Regions from separate parts of the Mus musculus genome. Here region 2 is linked to region 1. A link is a loop called in an ENCODE intact Hi-C map of the cell type or tissue named here. Cell type or tissue: heart. All regions are shown on one strand.

What was found. A loop is a pair of places that touch in the nucleus more often than their neighbours do. Peaks named below come from ENCODE experiments on the same cell type or tissue, not always from the same donor. Only the 100,000 strongest peaks of a DNase experiment are listed, where the experiment ranks them.
Region 2: a loop joins it to region 1, with 2.0 times the contacts of the local background. A loop is called at or near these places in 3 of 42 quality-filtered maps.

Annotation. Positions count from the first base shown.
Region 1 is chr5:115,840,598-115,848,597 of GRCm38, reverse strand. It overlaps Cit (citron), which reads right to left and starts at 2,942. Exons shown (of 47, transcript NM_007708.3): 1 at 2,132-2,942. The coding sequence starts at 2,227. In heart, no CTCF peak of the experiment used is centred here; a DNase peak (open chromatin) is centred at 3,407; H3K4me3 peaks cover 2,543 bases; H3K27ac peaks cover 2,082 bases.
Region 2 is chr5:116,014,585-116,022,584 of GRCm38, reverse strand. Prkab1 (protein kinase, AMP-activated, beta 1 non-catalytic subunit) reads left to right here. Exons shown (of 7, transcript NM_031869.2): 2 at 939-1,102; 3 at 2,118-2,211; 4 at 2,467-2,581; 5 at 4,504-4,637; 6 at 7,603-7,671; 7 at 7,859-8,000. The coding sequence ends at 7,936. Among named protein-coding and RNA genes, the nearest start is that of Prkab1, 5.8 kb to the left of the region's middle. In heart, a CTCF peak has its summit at 3,644 (motif pointing left); DNase peaks (open chromatin) are centred at 904 and 2,974; H3K4me3 peaks cover 621 bases; H3K27ac peaks cover 2,104 bases.

The sequences.
Region 1 (8,000 bases):
CTTCTGGGTCGCAGCTTAAAACCGATTTTAACAAATTCCCCGCAAGGCTCAGTCAAGCTTGGGAACCTCGGAGCCTGCCCCTTTGGTTGCCTCTAACGCTGGAAGATGAGCCTCATATCTCCTCCTCTGTTCACCTGAGAGTTAACCCAAGTAGACGGGGGGCGGGGGGGGGTCCCAGAGACTCGAGGAAGCTTAGGCTCGGAGCACCCCATAGCACACTCAAAAGCCTCAGCTCTCCATAGTTCTCAAAATGCCCTTTCTTTCGGAAATGAAAAGACCAGAAAGTTAATAGCTTTTTTTCCCCCTCTCATTTGCTTTCTACATCCTTGCTTAGCAAAATAAAAAACTGGCAAAGCCTGGTGATTTGTGAGATTTCTGGGGCTCTGGAAGTCTGCCAAGCCCCAAAATACAAGTCCTGAGTAGGAGAGAGACACACCGACTGAGACCCAGTCTAAAGGACACACAGAAGCAGAAAACAAGCCAGCCACTGCATCCGACCTGCAGGGTGACAGCCCTGCATGGGAGCAGCACAGCAGGCTCGGCTGGCACGCTGAGTTGTACCTGGATTCTTTGTCACAACCCATCTCCTCTTGCAGGAGGCACCCATTGCTACCATCTGCATGTGGTTTATCCTCCTGGGGTCCACGTGCTGCAAGCTTGACCCCAGTGTCAAATCTGTGGTCGCTTTAAAAGGTGGGGGTGAGACATTGTAGGGGGTTATAACCTGGTCTTCAAGAAACAAAAATGCTTTTTTTAACCTCAGGAGCTGAGAGCCCGGGTGTTAGAAAGGTCTGGTCTCTTATTTCCTATCTGGCCCATGTGATCTCTGGGCATTTTCCCCTAGCCAGTGTGGCAACATTGTAACCAGTCCCCGAGCAGAGCCAAGTAGAAGCCATTGGTGTACTTGAGGGAGCAGAACTGTCACCTATGGAAACCTCTTTTGTTTATAAAAGCACACACCCTCTGGCGTGCTGTTATCGCAATATAAAACCAACTAAGGTCACTCCACATTAAAGAGGGATGGAAGGGAAATGTCCTGGCTGGTTTTCTACAGCTGTGAGGAACATCATGACCAAAAGCAAGCTGGGCGGGGAAGGGTTAATTTCAGTATACAAATTACAGTCCATGGTGAAGGCAAGTCAGAGTAGAACCGAACTAGAAAACTGTCTGGAAATACTTGCATGACATTGGTCCTTACAGAAGACGAAACTGTTAGGCCCGGAATGAGGAATGTAGGCGTGGTGTTTAATCTAAAGAGCAGGAGAGCTGCCAGGTGCGGAAGCTGGCCCAAGCCTTTAGCCCCAGGACTTGGGAGGCAGCCACAGGTGGAGCTCTGTGATTTGAAGGCCAACCTGGTCTACATATTGAGTGCTAGGTCAGCCAGAGCTACGTAATAGAAAAAAACTTGTCTCGAAAAGAAAAAAAGAAAAAGAGAGAGAACAGATATCCCTCGTATGGAATAAGATTATAAATTAGATTATTCTACACTGGGGCTGAAGAGATGGCTCAGGGGACCACAATCTGGATCCCAAGGCCCACACAGGCAGCTCACAAACACCTGTAATACCAGCTCCCACATCCAAAGGATCCAAAGCTAGTTTCTAGCCTCTCTGGGTACCCAGACACAAGACAGATGCAGACAGACAGGCCCGTGTGCGTGCACACACGCGCGCGCGCACACACACAAATACACCCTAGAGACAATTTTGGTTTCTTCCATTGAAAGAAGCAAAAGTTTAAAAGTGTGGAGTATGGGCTGGCGAGATGGCTCAGCGGGTAAGAGCACTGACTGCTCTTCCAGAGGTCCTAAGTTCAAATCCCAGCAACCACCTGTAATGAGATCTGATGCCCTCTTCTGGTGTGTCTTAAATCAGTTACAGTGTACTTACATATAATAATAAATAAATCTTAAAAAAAAAAAGTGTGGAGTATGAGAAATGAGGGGACTCCCCTGGGGCACGTCCAGCCACGTACGTAATCATCAGCACAGTGGCACCTCAGTCCAGCTCAGGCAGGACATGTAAAAGAACAAACAGGATTACCCTAAGAATACCAGTCTCTGTCCATAATACAACCAAAGACGGCTACCACAGCAGACACGGGTGTGCATCGCTGGCTGGCAGCTGCTTACCTGGAAGAAGAGATTTAGCCTGGAGGCCCGACTGGCAATGGGCTCGGAGGCACTGGCCTCCGGCGGGTTCCGCACACCATACTTGAACTTCAACATCTCTCCGCCAACGCCGAAGGAACACTGGGGAAAGTCAAGCGGGTACTGACATTGAAGGCAGGAAGGGCTTGGCAGAGTCGTGTCTCCCTAAAGAGATCAGGATGAGGAGGTGGCGACCAGCCTCCACGGCACATGGGGCACAGACACAGGAAGGCCAAAGGTACTCATACACATAAGGGATGGAAATAAATCATTTCCAAAAGAACTACCAGCCATTGGTGGACTAGCAGACTGCAGCCTAATAAATCTCCACTTTTCCATTCTACCAGCTCTTTTCCCCTAGAAAACCCTGACGAACACAAATATCTGATGTCGCGTAGCTACATAGACCTAACCTGTGAACCAAGCCCAAAGGGTTTGATCAGTGAGCCTTGAGGATTATCCCAGGGAAAGGAAGGTTCACTGCCCCTGGAGGGTACAGAGATCAATGATCCTGAGGAAGATCGGTTGCCTGACTGACCAGATAGGCTAGAGAGGGAGAAAGACACAAGAAGGAGGCGCTGGGTTAGGCACGGAATAGAATACAGAGCCCACTTTCCCACCCAAGGCCTCAGTCCAGCTCATAGAATGAAGACACAGGAACAGAGAGATTAAGTGAGGGAGATAAGATCACACAGAAAATGGGAAGCGCCATGGGCAAGAATGCAGGTAAAGCTTGCAGGGGACAGAGACTGGTCTACAGGGGAATGGGTCCTCTTTAAGGGGCCCTGAGGTCCTCCGGCAGCACACCCAGAGACACTAACAACAACTCCTGCCCCAGACCCCAGGCTTCCCCCAGGACACCCCAAGGACGAACCAGAGACACTGGGTTGAACCCATTGTCCCGCCCCCAGGGCTGCACCCACAGACCCCGGGCTACCCCCAGCACACCCATGCTGCAGCCGCAGCAGACCCTCAGGAGCCCCCTCCCCCCGCTATCCTGAGGCCTTGGGTGGGAAAGTGGGCTCTGTATGAACGGGGTCGACCAGGGAGACCTGGGAAAGGGGACTGCCCCCCGCCCAGAGCCTCTCCAATCCCCCAACAGACACACACACAAACTGGACTCACACTCCGCAGACCCCCGGCTTACATTCGCCCCGCTCCGCTCCGCCCTGAGTCTCCCGCCCCAACGTTTGAAGGAAACGACGTGGGCAGGTCTCGGCCGTGCCTCAACCAATCAGCGCTCGCCATCTACTGATGGACAGCGGGGGTCTCCACCAGGACCCGCCCAGATCTCGGAGGGCTAGAGGAAGTGAAATGGAAAAGCCAATCACATTGTCTCTTCCTTTGACTAGCGACCAATAGAAAGAGGGCAAAGGAATCCAGGCGGGGTTGGGCTGGGAAGTTTGAAATTGGCGGTTGGCAGGATGCTGTGTTTGGAGATGGGGTCCCCTGCGGAGTCTGCGGCGCTGTCCATTTCTGTCCGAGCTCCTGCGGGGAGCTCTGCCCGAACTGCCTGCCTCAGATAAGGATGCTAGGAAACAAACTCCAGCCCTCTGCAGGAATGCACTCAATTGAGCCATCGCCCACGCCTAACGTAGGCGCCGGGGTTACGTGGGGGGGAATCAGGAAGCTGTGCGGTACAGCTGAGGCAGAGGAGTAATCGGAACCCACTCCAGCCTGCCTGCCTTGTACCTTTGGGTTGAGCCGCAGCAAGATCGTGAGGTCTCACCACAAAGATATGTTCAAGTAAATTTAAGCCAGGATCACTAGACCGCCCCCTTCTCTCAATGAGAAAACCCAGTGGCCATCAGTGTGTGGAAAGTGCCCAGCCTCGTTAGCAATGTGGGGGAAGGTGTTTGTGAAGAGGCGGCGCTGTTTACATTCACACAAGGGTAGGGTGTAAACTGACCTGTGAAGGGGCAATCTCGAAAAAGGAGTGTAGTATTTGCTAACACTGAGTGAGGCTCTCTGCACTCTATGACTACTAGGAATAGCTTTTCTAAATTATGTAACCGTGAAACGCATTCTAGAGAGCGAGCTCGAAATAGTGTTGTCTAACGCAATGGCAAAAGCTGGGGCAATGGCTCTGCGACTCTTCCAGGGGATCTTCCCTTGATTCCCAGCACCCACCTCAAACCCCTCACAACTCCCTGTAATTCCGGTTCCAAAGGATCAGATGATCTTTTCTGGCCTCTGCGGGCACCTGCACATAAGTGCACAGTGCACCTACACACACACACAAAAGAGACAAGTGTAAAAAATCAAGACAGCAACGCCAGGAAATAAGGCACCTAGGGTCCGAATGGAGGCTTTTGAAGGGACCATGAGAAAGGCAATGACCTTTTTCTTGACCCGATGATACTATAGCTATTTTGTGGGGGTTGGATGTAGGGGTGAGAGAGGGGCTGATTTTTTTTAGACAAAAAAAAGGAGGGAGGGAAACTGAGTCACACACCAGTAAGTGCAGGGTTAGGATCTGAACTGGGCTCTTTCATTCTTATTTATTTATTTATTTATGGTTTTGAAGACAGACTTTTCTCTGTCCTGGAACTCCACGATCAAGCTGGCCTTTTTAACTCCGAGATCTGGCTGCTTGGCCTCCTGGGTGCTGGGATTTTGGTTATGACACCAAGGCCTGGCTCTGAAGCCCATTTTTTTTTTATAACCACCAAATTGTAGTGACTTCTACTTTTCTCTATCCCAGGCCTTGGCACAGAATAGGTATTTATGAGTATGCTCAGACTAAAAAAAACAGACTGTAACAGCATGCTTGTCTGATTACAACTTGGCTTCCTCGTATAGATACACCTAGAGCATCCGTATGCACACTGAGACCAGCAGAGGAGGTTTGAAAACTACTAACATGTGGGCCAATGAGGTGGCTGAGCTTGTAAAGGCATCTGCAGCCAAGGCTGACGAACTGAGTTCAATCCTCAGGACCCACATGGAGGAAATAGAGATCCGGTTCTCACCAGTCATCCTCTGATCTCTCATACATGCCATACTTCCCCTGGACATGCTTGCACACACTGAAAGATGCAAATAAAAATAAAAGATAAGACGTCAGTACTTGGTAGGCAGAGGCAGGCGGATTTCTGAGTTCGAGGCCAGCCTGGTCTACAGAGTGAGTTCCAGGATAGCCAGGGCTATACAGAAAGAAAAAAAAAAAAGTTAAAACATAAAACAAAAAGAATACTAACACAGAGGCCTCCCCTGCTCCCAACTCATTTCCCTGTTCTAGGATCTAGGCTTGGGGGATTTTAAAAGCCCCCTAAGAGGCTCCAGGGTGTACCTTGCAGCCATCCTGGGGAAAGGAATGCCAAGAAAGCAGACAGCACTGCTAGCCAGGCAGCAGGAGATGTCGCAATCTGTTTGAGAGTGCGGTGCTGAAGACTGAACGGAGGAGACAGTCCCTGCCTGCTAAGCAAGCTCCATCCCAGACTCACTGTAAATCAGTGCCCTGACAATCAGGCTTCATCATCCGTCTCTGTGATGGAGAGTCTTCTCTGTAGGGAGAACCCACTGTAAAGCTGGCTCAGCTGCAAAATTACCTAAACACTCCGAGCTTCTTAGCTCCTGCTCCAGCGCCCCCACCAGCACCACCACTATGATGAAATCGAGGGAAGGGGATGGCCAGGTAATTTAAGGAACCAAGAGATCAGACTATATATAGTTCCATCATGTCGTCCAGGCTGATGAAACGTAAGCCAAGCTCTGGGTCTGACCTTCAGTACCATGGTAACCGCTGCCAGGCAGGGTTGTGCACACCTTTAATCCCAGCACTATGGAGGCGGGAGACAGGCAGATTTCTGAGTTCAAGGCCAGCCTGATCTACAAGGAGAGTTCCAGGACATAGATGTCGGATCCCCTGGAACCTGAGTTACAGATGGTTAGGAGCTGCCATCTGGGTGCTGCTGAGAGGCCAAATCTTTTACAAACTCCATTTTAGAGAACCTGAACCTGTTTGAACTCACGTAAATTAACAAGCCAGTACCTAACATTAGTTTCCAAGTTATCCCTCCCCCCAACAAAACCCAAACCTACCTTAAGTGTCTAGGCTCACCACCAACAAGACCAGCATCTCCAGGTTACTCCCCTAACAAGCCTGTAACCCCAGGTTACAAGCCCACCCCCTGCCTAATAACCACCAATGCAGAGGGGAGCAGAAGTTAAGTTTATGATATGACTCCCAGCACCAGCAAATTATCTTAAAGGCCATAGTAACTTCCCAATTAGATGCTTGCACACTCGCTCCCTGCTTACTACTTACTATAAAGCCCTGCCCCTCGCCCAGATAGACATTCGGGACTCTGCATCGCCAAAACTGTCCTGTGTGACAGTCCTGTGCTGAGGAGCCCCAAGCTAGCTCAAATAAAAAGGCCGTACTGTGATTGCATCTGATAGGTTCCTATCTGGTTTGGGGGGGGGGGGGTACCGCTAACACTTCCCTGACACTACACTGGCAGCTGAGCCCAGGTCCTCTGCAAGAGCAGTCACTTTTCTGTTGCCGTGATTAAACACCAAGTCAGGAGCAACCAATAGGAAGAAGAGCTTAGTTGAGCCTATGGTTCTGTGAGACCACGACTTAAAGCGTTTCTCCCTGAAAGGTAAAGCCCCTGGACGTTCCCCAAGCTTGTTTTCCCTGATCTCTAAAAATACAGCCAGAAAGAAGCACTTCGTTCTCTACAGCCAGCAAAAAGCCTTTTTGTTTCTGTGCCTTACAGCCAGAAATGCAATGATTGTGGAGAGACCTAGCCAGGCACTTGTTTGGCTCCCTGTACCAAGGACACCCAATAGAAGAGCTGTAGCCAAACTCCTCCCAACTCTCCTCCCAACTCCTCCCAACTCCTCAGCTAGCAGTTAAAAGCCCACTACTGTTCCCGCTAGCTAGAGGTCGGACTTCCCCTGCCCTGCATGACAAAAGGAGTTCATCCTCAGCTAGCTAACAATAAAACCTCTTGCAGTTTGCATCAGGTATGGTTTTCTCTCAAGTTATTGGGGTGCCGGCCAGCTCATCCCGGGACTTGAGCAGAGGTCTCCCCAGTTTCGGGGGTCTTACAGTTCCTGAGGGAAAAGGCCCCACCGTGGCTGAGAGAAATGGCAGCCAGAACAGGAAGCTGAGAGGGTGAACCTTCAACAACAAGCATGGAACAGAGAGCCGGAACTCATAATAGTGAAAGTCTTTTTTTTTTTTTTTTTTGTCTCTGCCTCCCAAGTGCTGGGATTAAAGGCGTGTGCCACCAGAGTCTTTTAACTCTCAAAGCCTACCTTCAACAAGGCCACACTGCCTAATTCTCAAACAGCGCCACCAACTGGGGACCAAATATTCAACTACCAGAGACTATGAATGTATCTATTCTGTGCTAGAGGCTGGGATCAACAAAGCCTACAAAGACAGCAAATGCTCCCTGACATTTCATCTAGGCTCCGCCCTACAGTTACCTGGCAACATCCAGGTGTGCCTGACTCGCTATAGGGGCTGCTTGCCCTGCCCTCACCCTCATTCTCTTGCTCTTGTTCCTTACCCGCCCCACTCCTGCTCATGGCCTGCCTCTTTCTTTTCTCTCTCCCTCTCCCTCTCCCTCTCCCTCTCCCTCTCCCTCTCCCTCTCCCTCTCCCTCTCCCTCTCCCTCTCCCTCTCCCTCTCCCTCTCCCTCTCCCTCTCCCTCTCCCTCCCCTCCGAGTGCCTTGAGTTTATCTATACTATGTGATCCTTGTGGCTGGTACCTCAGAGGGGGAAGTGGGTGCCTCTGCGGGTCCTTGCAGAGGCATCCCTTCCCCCACACCATACCCTGCCTCCAGAACAAACATCCCTGCCTTCCTTATCTTTTTATAAAACACGACACTCAAC
Region 2 (8,000 bases), 170 kb before region 1:
CCCTCTTGGAAGCCAACAGACCCTTCACAGGGGTCGGCACCCCAGACCCTGCATGTCGGATATTTGTATTATTACGATTCGGAACCGTAGCAAAGTTACAGATACGAAGTTGCAACCAAATCGTCTTATGGTTGGGGGTCACCACAACATAGGGGACCGTATTAAAGGGGCGCAGCGTTAGGAAGGGTGAGAGCCCCACAGCTCTCAAGCAAACCCTGCTAGTTATCCAATCTGTACGGTTCAGATCCAGGGACTTGCTGGTATCTCTCAGATAACAGCAGATCAGTATCTGGAGTGGAAGTCACAGAAGCCTCCAGGGCTCCTTCAGGGCTTTCTCCACCCTAGAAGTCCGGTGTTTGGCTTCGATTCTGACTGAAGAAGAGAAATGATGCTTATCTAACTGTGTCTCACCCCAGGGTGGGGTGTGTTCCTTTGTCTCTAGCTGGAGTAAGTTCCTCTGATATACCTCAGTGGATATTACCATTTGCCATTTGTATCTAGTTCTCTGTACCCCAGCCCTTCCCTTCCCATCTGATTGTGTCCATTTTAACAGCTCCGAGACCATCCCTAGTAAATTCTTACATACTCTCAAGTCTTGCTTAATGAGGGAAGTGGAGCATATTGAACCCACCCTGGACTCATGGCTGTCTTCTCCCGAGTAGGCCTTGCAGCTTCCTCCAGAGTTTGTGAAGTCTGGTTGCAGTAATAGTAGCTGCTGGTTAAGCACTGCATGTGTCAGACTGTCTCAGTCGTCACGATATGACAGAAGCTGTTGTCCTTATTATCTCCATTGGCAGGTGGGGGAACAGACGCAGTCATGTGCCGCAGACACAAGCAGAGCTGCCTGATTAGACTCTGCTGTCCTCTTAGGTTAACAGTCTCGGGTGGGGAGCTCGCTGCCAGCTGCCTGACCCCAAGTAAACGCCTCTGCTTCTTAGGCTCCAGAGAAAGAGGAATTCCTGGCCTGGCAGCACGACCTGGAAGCGAATGATAAAGCCCCCGCCCAGGCCCGGCCCACCGTGTTTCGATGGACAGGGGGTGGAAAGGAAGTCTACTTGTCTGGGTCCTTCAACAACTGGAGCAAGCTTCCCCTCACGAGAAGGTAAGGATCTCGGCGGACGATATTTCTGTGCTATGCTCTGACATTTAGATATACATTTCTTCTGAGAAAGTTGTTCCCGGTGCATTGGAGAGAACGCTGGGCTGGGACCCTTAGGGGTGTGGATCCCAGCCCATTACTGCATGGAACGGTCACTTCTGTATCGGACTCCTGGACCAGGTGACCTGGATCCCTTCTAACTGAGTCCTGTGTGTTATTTTTTGGAAGGTTGGAAGTTCCATGCTCTGAAGACATCATTAGCAAGGGTTCAGTGAGACGATTTATCAAAACCCTGATGTGGCTGGGCAGTGGTGGCGCACGCCTTTAATCCCAGCACTCGGGAGGCAGAGGCAGGCGGATTTCTGAGTTCGAGGCCAGCCTGGTCTACAAAGTGAGTTCCAGGACAGCCAGGGCTACACAGAGAAACCCTGTCTCGAAAAAAACAAAAACAAAAAACAAAAAAAACAAAGCAAAACAAAAAAACCCTAGTGTGGACTCCTGTCATCGCGCCTTTACCAGTGACTACTTCTGGTAAACAGAGGGAGAGCCCGTGCCCTGCTGGTCTGAGCCCAACTGTTGTCAGTGTCCCTGTGTTTCCAGGGCTGCTACAAGTCCACAGCAATCTCAGGAGTGGCGGGGTAGTTAGACAGGTCTGTGTGGAGAACGTCTATGTGCCCTGTTACGCTGGCTCAGTCCCTGTCATGGCACACTGACAAAAGGGATGGCTCGGCAGCCTATGTTTACCTCCGTGGCACCCAGCCCGCCTGCCCGCCCGGTGGTATTCTGCGTGGAGACTTGGAAGGTATGAACAGCCATTTGTTGACCTTCCAGTGTTAGGATTCTAGGTTCCTAGTGTCTGAGCAAAGTGAGTTTCCTGCTGCTCCATTAGTGGCCGTGACCAAGAATTAATTGTCTGAATTGGTTGCCATGTTTGCCATCCTGCAGCCAAACTCTTGGTTATACCTGGAGTCAGAGGGCAGCCCACCCAGCTGAAATTCTACTTCCTTTCTTCCTGCAGCCAGAATAACTTTGTAGCCATCCTGGACCTGCCTGAAGGAGAGCATCAGTACAAGTTCTTCGTGGATGGACAGTGGACCCATGATCCTTCTGAGGTACTTTGCCTGCAGCCCTTGGCCCTCTAGTACCTACCTGCACAACCAGCACCCATCACCTCCCTTGTGGCGTGCTATCAGGACCCTCTTCCCTGCGTGTGGCTCTGAGTTAGATAGCGCCAGTTACCAGCTCATTGGTATAATTAACCAAGAGTCGCTAACCAGGCAGTGAGGCCTTCCAGCCAGGAATTCTAGTCCTCTGAAGAATCCACAGACCTTCCACGTTATGATTTCTGCCTATCTGTCTCTTCCCAGCCAATAGTAACCAGCCAGCTTGGCACAGTTAACAACATCATTCAAGTGAAGAAAACTGACTTTGAAGTATTTGATGCTTTAATGGTGGATTCCCAAAAGTGCTCCGATGTGTCTGGTATGAACAGTTACTTTATCCCACGTGTGTGCAGGCTGGGGCTCTGTGGCCTGGACATACTCTGTTTCCCTCGCCTCTCACACTTGAGCAAAAGCTGCCCAGCCAGGTGGACAGTTGTAGCTCTCCGGACCACAGCAGTTCCTTCCTAATTCCAGTGGCCCTGGCTGTTGGAGTTTAACCCCCAAAGAAACCATAAGTCACTGCCCTTGCCTTATGGGATATTTTGCAGTTCCACTTGGCTTTAGAACAGAGCTACACTTGATGTTATGCCATAGGCAGGCCTGAAGAGACCCACGAGGACACGTTGGGTCAGTAGTGAACCACTGCCAGGGAAACTGCCAGCTCGTGTCCTGCCAGTGGTGCCTGGAGAATTGCAGGCTGACAGGTGATAAACGCCACCTCGGTGACCTTGGCTGTCACTGGTGCCGTCCATTCACACTTGACTGGAAGTGACTCCCCATAGAAAACAGGCCACATGGCACAACGCTCTTTTCTGGAAACCTGTTGTGCTCAGTCACGGTAAACTAGAGTCCTCTAAGCACGGAGCTTTCGGTGACCTTTGTTCCGACCACATCTGGGAGGAAGAGAATCCCTGGAAGGTCAGAGGGACAGCTCAGGAGAGAAACTGTGTGTTAGAATCCAGATGGACGTTAGGTGTGCTTCCCTTCTTTGTGTGTGGGCTGCTTCCTGGGCAGCAGTTCTGGGAATCAGTAAGATAAGCTCTCAGCAGTAGCCAGCTATCAGTTTACCGAGGGCTTTCCCACCCTCACCTCCGTGTCTCTGGGATCTCTTACAGTTAGCACTTCTGACTCCACAGCTGTAATTGACTGGTGGGCTTGGCTGGCCGTGGTTAAGGTTACAGATCTAGGCTTAGAAATCTAAAAACAGTGCTCTCTTACTGGGGTTATCGGCCATTCCTGGATGACCACTTACACATTTCAGACAGGCAAAGGGTGCAGCCTGGAGGCAGTGCACACGCTTCTGACACGAACTTCACACTATTCAACAGAGCCTTCAGCTAAAGGTCTGGTTGATCATTTGCAGGCAGAAAGTGCACCGCCCCCTGCTGCTGGAGCCAGATCAGCTCTAAACTTCCTGTTAGACATTCAAGTGGCTTGTTTGGGTTTGTTTTTTGTTTTTTTTTTTTTTAAATGCCATGTATTTATTTCTTACAGCTCAGCTTTCTGCATCGAGTGCTTTTTCTCAGTTCTTGTGCTGAGGTGTGAAGGGAGCCTGACCTAGAAATTGATGTTGAGAAAGTTAAAGCAGCCCTGGGCCAGCTTAGGGGTCAGGTAGCCAGAACCCTTCCCGACACTCGGGTGACAGCTCAGTGCCATCCTCTATCTAGCCAGCCAGCTGTCATGATTCGAGGTGCTTCTAAGGCAAGGTACTGTGCTTCCAGAAGCTTCTACTGCGCCTACATAGTGAAAACACTCAGACCCAGGAGTGTAGAGCCAAAGATCCTTTACACGTTGGTCTTTATGGTTATTTTTTAGTGCATCAGTACCTCGTTAGACTTCTTTTATTCTGCCTGGGAGACTTGGTAACTTAGGCTGGGCCACTTAATCCCCACTTGAAGCCCAGAACTTGTGGCAGTTGCCAAACTCAGCCTGCAGTAAGAAGGAAGCCTTACTGTGCTGACGAGAGGCCAGGCTATGGGGGATGGCTTCCCTGTTAGGCTTTGCCACAGCTGCTCTTCCTTCCACTGAGCTTCTCGAGGTAGCGTCGAGCTTTATCCCGAGCACCCCGGTTCCAGGGCACTTTTCATCCCCTCTGGTTTTCCCTGTTTGAGCTTGAATGTCTTTGAAGAAAATACAAACCTGGATTGAGGAAATCAGGACAGAAAGCTAGATGAGGGCCCCATGCATCAAATGCAGCTGCAGAGCCTACAGTCTGAGTGTCTTGTCGACATCTCCCAACAGAGCTGTCCAGCTCGCCCCCAGGACCCTACCACCAGGAGCCTTACATGTCTAAACCAGAAGAGAGGTTCAAAGCCCCGCCCATCCTCCCGCCACACCTGCTGCAGGTCATCTTGAACAAGGACACGGGCATCTCTGTGAGTACTCCCATCTGGAGCTCCTTTCTGCTCACTTCTTAAAAGACAGTGGAGAACTCCTGTGCCTTCCACTGTTGGGGACTGCTGTGGTCCTCCCCTGACATTGTGAAAGATTCACATCTGTTACACACCCCTTGGTCAGCTAGACATTTTAGAATCTAGTTTTAGTTACTAAGTTACTTTTGGAAACGTCAGCCCTCCTGGGGTAGAATTCGAGCTGTCTTATAACACATTATAACCTCTACCACATCCACTGTGGCAGAAGGTGCAAGGGCAAGCGATGCCCTCAGGATGACTGACCCACTCAGGGTGCCTACATTAATCCATGCTCCGCCCTCATGACCTAATTCACCACCAGTTAGGACCCATCTCCCAGCAGTCACTGGGGACTAAGTTCCCAGTACGTGAGCCCTTAGGGACAAAGCAAACTGTATCTGGTGCTAAAGAAAGCCCCTCCCTCAACACTGGACACAGCAGCAGAGCCCACGTGCTGCTGAGCTGACTGTGTGTGGAGGGTTCCCTACGGCAGTGTCAGGGTTTGTGGAAGACGTGCCTTTCCTTAAGTGGACTCAGTCCACTCTGTGCTGTGACCAAGCACAGATCCCGGCTCACTCCTGTGAATCCAGGAGGAGGTCAGTGGAGAGACCACTCAGCCTCAGACCCCACTGGCTAAACAAATAACCAGTGCGCATTAGTAACAGAACTGCAAGGACCCTTAGCCGCTGTCCTTAAAGATTCAGCGCGCGTGCACGCACACGCACACACATACACACACACAGAGGCATGGCTAGGGAGAGGCTAGACCATGAATTCAGGAGAACTGTGTCTGACCTCACTGTCAGCTCTTACAGATCTTGTCTTCAGTTAGGAAAGTGCTCTCCGAGGAGTCTTATTTCAGCTTCACAGTGAAGAGACTGGAGCAGATACGTTGACTGGCATCCCCAGACAGCGCTCAGAGTTCTTTTCTTAGAGGCTTTGGGAAATCTGCTGTCCTGTGAATGACTGTGGTCAGCCTGTTCTCGGGCCGTAGCTCCTCTCACAGTTGTCTCTGCAGACATCTTGTAGCTTTTAACCGGTGTCTTCCCCAGAATTACCATCCAGTTCTCCTAGCCTGCTTTTAAAAGATGTCGCATGTGTCTCCCTGTGGCTGGCTTATTTATGTCCATAGTCCATCCACGTTGTTGCAAGTGACAGAATTTCCTTCCTTTTTAAGGCTGAGCCACCCACTGTTGTAGTTTCTTGTCCAGCTGCTGTGATACAATTTTTGATGAGCAATTTAAAGTGAAAGGGTATATTTGGACTCACAGTCCCAGGTTCTAGCCCATCCTATGGGGGTGGGGAGAGGACAGCAGGAGTTTGAGGGAGGGGTCACACTGCATCTGTAGTTATACATAGTATGCCACATCTGGCCACATCCTATGTCCTGTGAATTGTCTCTCAGGGACTGCAGCGGGGCTCCACAGTGCCATATGCACACCCATATGTAAATCCATCCAGGTTCTATTTCCTTTGGACACGCACATGTGTGTGCACACCCATGGGCTGGGTGACTGCATCACAAGGTACCTCTGTGTCTAACTTTAGACGTCATCCATAATGCTTTCCTTAGACGGACTGACCTCTTTGCTCACTAACAGCACAAGGTAGATTTTAAGTGGTTTTTTAATCGCACACACAAAAAAGGGTGAATATGTTAGAGATCTGGTGTAGCCATTCCTCAGAACTTGCATGTCCCAAATATGGTATGATCCATATATTAGACAGCTTTAAAAGTGACAGATGGAAACTGCTTTTTGTTTGTTTTTTTTTTTTTTTTTAAGATCCCTGTAGCAGTTGGTTGAGGCAGCGTGCAGCTGAGGCACACAGGGCCTCTCCTTGTTCTCTCATCAGCAGCCATCCTGCTCTGCCTGCCCCGTAGGAGCTCACTGGACCTGTGCATGCCTTGGAGGCCCTGCTAGGGCAGAGCTGGACTAGGACCTGGATCCTCCCACTCCACTTCTCTTGTGTGCTCCTGTGTGCATGGGTTATTTGTCCCCAGCAGATTTCCCAGACTCAAACATAACCACTGCAGGGCTCTGTAGGATGCGGGTGGCCACTCCCCAGGCCACCGCTCAGAGCCCTCAATATGCCTGTGTGTGGCATAGGCCGTCCAGCTTCATGTGGAAGGGCCTGGTCACACTGTGTTAGAGCTCTTGGTTTCCCTCCACCCCAAGGCCTCAGAGGCCTGTTGGCAGCTGTGAGATCTTAAAGTCACTTCAGGACTGGGATTCCCGTAGTGTTGAGTGACAGGAATGTGCCCTTCCCTTGAGGCAGGAACCTCAAGCTAGTAGCCTGTACACACACACACACACACACACACACACACACAAGTGCATGTTCTTAAGAGTTGGGAATGAGAATGAAGATGCTCTAGGGAGGTAGAAAGGTGTGGTGAAGTGTTCACGTGTCCACTTGTAGAGTCACCTACTGCAACATACTTCCTCGTCTAGCTGTAGAGGCTTGGCTTACCATCCACTTCTCAGGAGCATGGAACACACAGTGGGTCTGGTGTTCCGTTGGCTTACCATCCACTTCTCAGGAGCATGGAACACACAGTGGGTCTGGTGTTCCGTTGGCTTACCATCCACTTCTCAGGAGCATGGAACACACAGTGGGTCTGGTGTTCCGGGAAAGCATTTCCAGTGGGTCTCTGGTCTGCTCTGTAAGAGAATGGGGTAGGGCCTGCCTTAAAGGTCAGGGAGAAAACTTACCGGAAGTGCCTTCCGTAGCATCTGGCTGGCACGAGGATCCACCCCTTTCACCTCTCTGGTCATCTCCACAACTCACACTGCCCGGCTTGGGAAGCCAGGTCAACCAACAGAGCCTGGCTCCTCTCCTTGGCTACCCCAACCAGGCCATGAAATAGGGGGCAGGGACCATTTTGACTTCTGAATCCTACTTGCTCACGTCTCCCTTTGTCCCTCAGTGTGACCCAGCACTGCTTCCGGAGCCCAACCACGTCATGCTGAACCACCTCTATGCACTCTCCATCAAGGTAATGAATGGCCTGTCTTGCCTCCAAGCCGTTTCTGAGCCTGTGCTCTGAGGACCCCACGTGCCAGGGTGGCCTTGGGTGTGGACAAGCAGAGCAGCCTTCGGGGGCTGTGTTTGTAGTGACCGTGTAGTGAGTCTCCTGTTCTCTCTGACTGAGCCCCTGACTCTGGTCCTTTTCTCCCTCTTAGGATGGAGTGATGGTGCTCAGTGCAACACACCGGTACAAGAAAAAGTATGTCACCACCCTCCTCTACAAGCCGATATGAGGGAATGAGAGGCAGCCATGGACCACAGGGATGGCAGGCGGTGCTGGGCTCTCCGTGTGCATGC